Regions from separate parts of the Homo sapiens genome. Here region 1 is linked to region 2. Evidence: chromatin contacts called from ENCODE Hi-C data. All regions are on one chromosome and are shown on one strand. Each heading gives the region's core, a stretch centred on a gene start or an enhancer-like site at or near the end of the contact. The rest is flanking DNA. Distances are from core to core; before and after follow the strand shown.

What was found. Hi-C counts contacts between places; a loop is a spot of excess contacts on that map. Pooled maps may share reads with other maps.
Region 1: a map of CD8-positive, alpha-beta T cell shows a loop between it and region 2 (4-fold over the local background). The contact joins the enhancer-like site here to the promoter of GSTT2B in region 2. A Hi-C loop is called at or near these places in 1 of 168 maps with a recorded cell type or tissue (CD8-positive, alpha-beta T cell) and 1 of 50 pooled maps.

What each region holds. Positions count from the first base shown.
Region 1 is chr22:24,058,789-24,061,824 of GRCh38, reverse strand. CABIN1 (calcineurin binding protein 1) reads right to left here. Exons shown (of 37, transcript NM_012295.4): 11 at 2,462-2,598; 12 at 1,684-1,901. Among named protein-coding and RNA genes, the nearest start is that of CABIN1, 49 kb to the right of the region's middle. Within about 2 kb of position 1,369, at least 7 of the 41 ENCODE cell types and tissues checked have a DNase peak (open chromatin) inside an H3K27ac peak, as active enhancers do.
Region 2 is chr22:23,959,802-23,962,957 of GRCh38, reverse strand. GSTT2B (glutathione S-transferase theta 2B) reads left to right here and starts at 1,763. Exons shown (of 5, transcript NM_001080843.4): 1 at 1,763-1,938; 2 at 2,577-2,664. The coding sequence starts at 1,827. RefSeq lists an enhancer at 2,877-3,156.

The sequences.
Region 1 (3,036 bases), core at 120-2,619, 99 kb before region 2:
CACTTGCCATTTCATAAGTGATAATCAGTGGCTACTCGCCAGAACATAAAAAGAGCCACATGGATGTATGTTGGGACAAGACTTGGGAGAGGCCAGGAGACCGGTCTTCAGAGTTCTTGTCCTGTTGAAGAGGCAGCCCTGTCACCTGCCAAGTGCTGGGACGGACACTGCATCCAAATTATAGAACTCAACCCTTAAAAGTTCTGGGCAGCTGGTATACCATTCCCAGGGCACTTGAGGAAGCTGAGGCTCAGTGATGAGAAGGCACTTGCCCATTGGGCACAGCTGGAAGGTGATCATCAGCCTGCTTTGCCTGGGGATCAAAGCCCTGGTTCCTCCTGCTGTTTCACAACTGCCCCAGGGGAGCATGGCCTGGTGGGCAGAAGCTGCCAGGAGGTTGCCCTGAGGTAACTCAGTGGAGGGTGCCCACCAAGGGATGACTGACCTACAAGCTCTTCTACCTCCTGTGCTCTCAAGTCAGAAAGACCACCAGGCATCCCTGAATGTTCCTGGTGCTCCTGCTTCAGCATTCAGTGTCCCACCTCCAACAGGAGTAAGGGGCCAGAGCACCTTGTGTTCCCTTGAGCTCCAGGAGGCACCAAGTGGAGGAGGCTGGGGTGTGGAATGCAGCAGGAAGACAAGGCTCAGTGAGGCTCAGCCCCCTACTGCTGGTGGCCCCCAAAGCTTCTCTAAGCACGCTATTTAGCTTCTGCTGTTTTATCATCTGTTAAAAATAGTCATAGGCCAGGCATGGTGGCTCCCGCCTGTCATCCCAGTGCTTTGGGATGCCAAGGCATCAGGATCACTTGAGCCCAGGAGTTCCAGACCAGTCTGGGCAACATGGCAACATGGCAAGACCACATCCTAACATCGTAACAAAAGGAGACCCCCATCTCTACAAAACAAAACAAATTTTTTTTTTTTGAGACAAGAGTCTCGCCTTGTCGCCTAGGCTGGAGTGCGGTGGCGCCATCTCGGCTCACTGCAAGCTCCGCCTCCCGGGTTCACACCATTCTCCTGCCTCAGCCTCCTGAGTAGCTGGGACTATAACCGGGTGTGGTGGTGTACGGCTGTGGTTCCAGCTACTTTGAAGGCTGAGGTGGGAGGACTACCCGAGCCCAGGAGGTTGAAGCTGCAGTGAGCCGTGACTGCACCACTGCACTCCAGCCTAGGCAACAGAGCAAGACCCTGTCTCAAACAACAACAACAAAAGCCTCAGTCACAGTCCTTGCCAACTCAAACAAACCAAATGTTTCCCTTTCCTCCAGCTTCTCCTGGCAAGGCTTCCTGTGACTCAGTAAACAACCCGAGAAGCCCTCCCCATGACTCTCATTCCCTCACACATCCCATGTCTAGTTCAACCTATCAGCTCTGCAACCACAAACCAGCACCCCACTATTACCACTGGATCTCAGCCACTGCTCCCCTGGCATGGCAGCAGCCTCCTGATAGCCCCGTGAGCCCACTCTCACCCCTAAGTGTATCCTCCACTCAGCCATCAGGGAGCTTTCTAGGCACAAACTAGGTTCAGTGACTTCCTGCTTCGACACCCACAAAAAAACCAGGTTCCAGGCCCACAAGTAGATGCAGCCAAACACAACAGCAGCCCCACACCCATGCAAGATCCCTGTCCCCATGCCCTGGTCCCAGTTCAATACCAGCCCTTGAGAGGCTCCCCCTAACCTTGATGTGCTTGTTGCTGCAGTCCCTCAGCAGCGGGTTGGGCAGGCTGGTGCTGTGCCTCCTCCAGCTGTGGTAGACGCTGAGCACGACCTCCGCCAAGCCTGGAGGCCACCTTACCAAGAACTTGTGGCCCATGGCTTTCAGGTAGCGCATCATCAGCTCCAGGATGCCCCCGTTGGTTAGGTTCTCCAGCAGGAACTCATGCACGTCCTGCTTTTCTGCCCGGGGAGCAAGAACAACCTGACTTGAATAAAGAGTACCTTCCATGCCAGGGTCTCCTATTTACTTTGGGACAGTAAAGACTGTTCCCTCCCTCTACCATCTGATCCAGGTGGACATGATACCACGTTGTGGTGCTGAGATCAGGCTACTGGGTTCAATGCCTGGCTCCAACCCTCAGCAGCTATGATTGAGCCTCTCTGAATCTCCGTATCTAAGGTGGACATCAAAAGGGCAGACCTCCAAGTGCTGCCATGTGCACTAATCTCACTCAACAGTTATACACTGATACACACTCAACAGGTGTGCTTATATAGATTCAATTTGCAAAGCGAAGTCTCTGAATTTGGCCATAAGAAAGCATAGCAAGTATGAGCCTGGACATTTCAGAAGACCTCCAAGCTGACCACAGGGCTTAGGTCCAAGACTAATCCAGGCAGACTCTTGGCCACACTAAAAAACACCCCAGAACCATTCTCCCAGAACAAAACATAAGCAGGTTATAGGATAGTGGGAAGAAGAATTCCCAAAGTGAATGGTCACACTGCTCGATTCCTACCAGATTCCATGAATGTGGCTGAGTCAAATGACAGCCTTTGAGGCCCAATGCTTGGGAAGCTTTCCAGTTTGGCTTCTGACTGGACTTCATAGTTATTAAAGGAATCATCTTCCTCCTCAGGGTCCAGCTTTCTTAACCTGCATGTAACATGCCAAAATCACAAAGTCACAACACACGTTCTGACACAAGCATCTGAACTCTTCCTGTTAGAGAAACTAAATCTGAGTCAGGAAGAAGGCAGCTAAAATAAGTGGGTGGTGGGGTCCAGAACCCAGGCCTCCAGGAGGCTCTGCCTCTCTCCAGGGCCTCATGAGCCAGCATTTGGTCTGTATCCTGTCTCGGTCATTCATCTCATCAACAGATGATTACCGAGCACCAGCTATGTGCCAGGCACTGTGCTAGGCACCAAATACAGCAGCCCTAAATGTGGCAGATCCTGCCTGCAGTAAGCTTACCCTCTAGAGAGACACAGCCAATAAGCAGGTACACAAACTAACCCAAATAAGGACCACCTCACAACAGAGTGCTTGAGACTATGGGTCAAAAGGGCCCTGCTTTAGAGAGCAGGGTCAGAG
Region 2 (3,156 bases), core at 514-3,013:
TTAATTAGGAGTACTCATTTCAAAAATATGTGTGCCTTTGATAAATAAAAACAGTATGTGCATGTTGTGTTGGTGTGTGCTTCCTTGATTATTACTGAAGTTAAACATGTTTTCATCCATGTATTGACCATTTCTCTTTGTCCTTCAATGAAACCTCTGCTGATTTCCTTCGCTCATTTTTTTCCTGTGTCTTCGTCTGATGAGTTTCTCTTCTTTTTGTTTGTTCGTTTGTTTGTTTTGAGACAGTCTCGCTCAGTGGCCCGGCTGGAGTGCAGTGGTATGATCTCAGCTCACTGAAACCTCTGCCTCCAAGGTTCAAGTGATTCTCCTGTCTCAGCCTCCCGAGTGTGCCACCGCACCCAGCTAATTTTTGTATTTTTAGTAGAGACGGGGCTTCACCGTGTTGCCCAGGCTGGTCTCAAACTCCTGACCTCAACTGATCCGCCCATCTCTGCCTCCCAAAGTACAGGGATTACAGGCGTGAACCACCACACCCTACCTGTCTGATGGGTTTCTAAGAACATCTTAAAGGACATTACTTCCTTCTGACGTATCTTTTACCGAGATCCTTCCCAGTTTTTTGCTTAAGGTTAATCCATTTTTTCCTCCACAAAGTAACCTTGTATATGTATTGGTTTTTTCTTTGTTGAGTTCTCCCACTGTTCTGAGGCTTAGAAAGTCCTTTCATACCCAGACATCAGAGAAACAGATCCCGTGAGAGTAACTGGGATTGCAGGTGTGGGCCAGCATGCCCTGTTATCACTCCCTTTCTCTGAGTCAGCTTTTCTCTCTCAGTCTCGTCTACTCCTCGAACTCAGGAAATGTCACTACAGGTGGCCCCAGCTCCCGTTTACCTCCCCATAGGGAGCTCCTCTCTCCAGTTCCAGTTTCAAAACTCCCAAGGAAGCATTCTGGTTCACTCGCTTGGGCCACTGGCCAGAGGGATGGGATACTCTGAAAGATTCAGCTAGAGTCCCGGGCCCAGCCCTGGACCATCACTGTGCCCCCTGGTGAGATGCCAGGGCTGGGATTCAGGGAGAAGAAAGGAGGTTCCCGGACAGTCATTCCTGCCTCCCGCGGCTGCGGGCTCCCTGCCCCCATCCTGTGCACGAAGTGGGAGCTCCCGCTGTCTGGCAGCTCCCGCTGTCTGGCAGCAGCTGCTCTGCAGGGGACAGTCTGGACGGCAGAAAGTTCATCCTTAACCCCAGCCTTCCAGTCAAGGTTCCCACCAGTTTGGGACACCTGCAAGTGTCACATCCCACTGGGTGAAACTCTAAGATCCCTTTTAGGGGATCCCATTCGCTCCCTCCCTTCCGCCACCATGCAGCGCCGAGAAACAGAGCTCTGAACGAACCCTCAGATGTCCGTGCGCTGGGGCCTTTCCAGGACGGCGGCGCCCAGTCGTTTCTGGGTCAGGGCGACGCCTGGAACTGGGCAGGGTCCCTGGCACCGGGATCCCGAAAAGCAGACCTGCTTCTCCCTGTCCAGCCGGTTCCCCTTCCCCTTGCAGTCGGCCCCCTGCATCCGCGTCCTCCCTGCCAGTCGAGGGTCCCCAGCTCCAACTCCACCCTCCCAGCTGTGCGTTCATAGCGACCGCCCTCCCTGTAGGGACGCACGGATCTGGTGGTGGAGTCTTGGCCGGCAGGACTGGACAGGAACCGAAGGGGCGAGGCGGGTCCGGGGGTGGTGCGCTCCAATTGGGTGCTGTCCCCAGGGGGTGGGGCCTGATCCCCTATTTCCCGGCGCGCCGGGATCCTGCCACAGCTGCTGCCCACACCGCGCTCAGCGCCTTCACTGCCATCCCCGCTGTCCTTGCCGCCCCCGCCATGGGCCTAGAGCTGTTTCTTGACCTGGTGTCCCAGCCCAGCCGCGCCGTCTACATCTTCGCCAAGAAGAATGGCATCCCCTTAGAGCTGCGCACCGTGGATTTGGTCAAAGGTGGGCCCAGCCCGTTTCCCCGCGTGTCCACAAACCCAGTGCACCCCCAGGCCCCCGCCCTGCTCTGCCCTGAGCGTCTCGCCGCCCGCACAGCCCCCTCACCTCCTCCTGCAGCGTCTGCCACCAGAGAATGCTGTGGACTGAGTGGCCTTGGAGGGATCACAGCCTCTCTGAACCTTAGCTTGCCTTCTGAAAAGGAGGATAATGTTACCTTCTGCTCTGTAGGGATGGAAAGAAAATACTGAATGGAGTTGACAGAGTTCTTGCGTGGAATGCACGCATATAAATTCACAAAGCCCAGAAGACCTTGGGAAGAAGGACATGCTGTTGTGAGAATTAAGAGATGGGAAGAGATGAGCCACCCCAGTTTGCCTCCCCTCCCCTGGCCCACCAGAGTCCGGCTAGAAAACTTCTCTTTATCCACCTGCTGCACCTGGCCCCACCCACCAAAGCCCCCCAGCTGCCCCGGAATGTGGCAGGGCAGGGAGGCCCAGCCAGGGAGTGAGGCTGATCCAGGCCTCTAGTCCCAGACCTTGCTGTTTCTCAGGGCTGTGGGGCTCCGCTTGGGGAGGAGGAGGGAGGGTGTAGAGGTGCAGCGTTTTTATTCTGAAGACCTTTTCTGACTTCTTCCTCTTCAGGGCAGCACAAGAGCAAGGAGTTCTTGCAGATCAACAGCCTGGGGAAACTGCCGACGCTCAAGGATGGTGATTTCATCTTGACCGAAAGGTGCCCTCCTTCCCTCACCCCTCACCGCATCCGGAGCCCATGTGACCTTGGCTCTCCCCACTGGCCCCGGGCCCCAGTGGCCCTCCCATACCCCATGGGGCAGCGAGGGAGGGGAAAGGCGAGGGATCTGGCCGGGCGCGGTGGCTCACGCCTGTCATCCCGGCACTTCGGGAGGCCAAGGCGGGCGGATCACGAGGTCAGGAGACCGAGACCATCCTGGCTAACACCGTGAAACACCGTCTCTACTAAAAATGGAAAAAAAATTAACCGGGCGTGGTGGCGGGCGTCTGTAGTCCCAGCTACTCTGGAGGCTGAGGCAGGAGAATGGTGTGAACCCAGGAAGCGGAGCTTGCAGTGTGCTGAGATCGCGCCACTGCACTCCAGCCTGGGCGACAGAGCTAGACTCCGTCTCAAAAAGGCCGGGCGCGGTGGTTTACGCCTGTAATCCCAGCACTTTGGGAGGCCGAGGTGGGCGGATCACGAGGTCAGGAG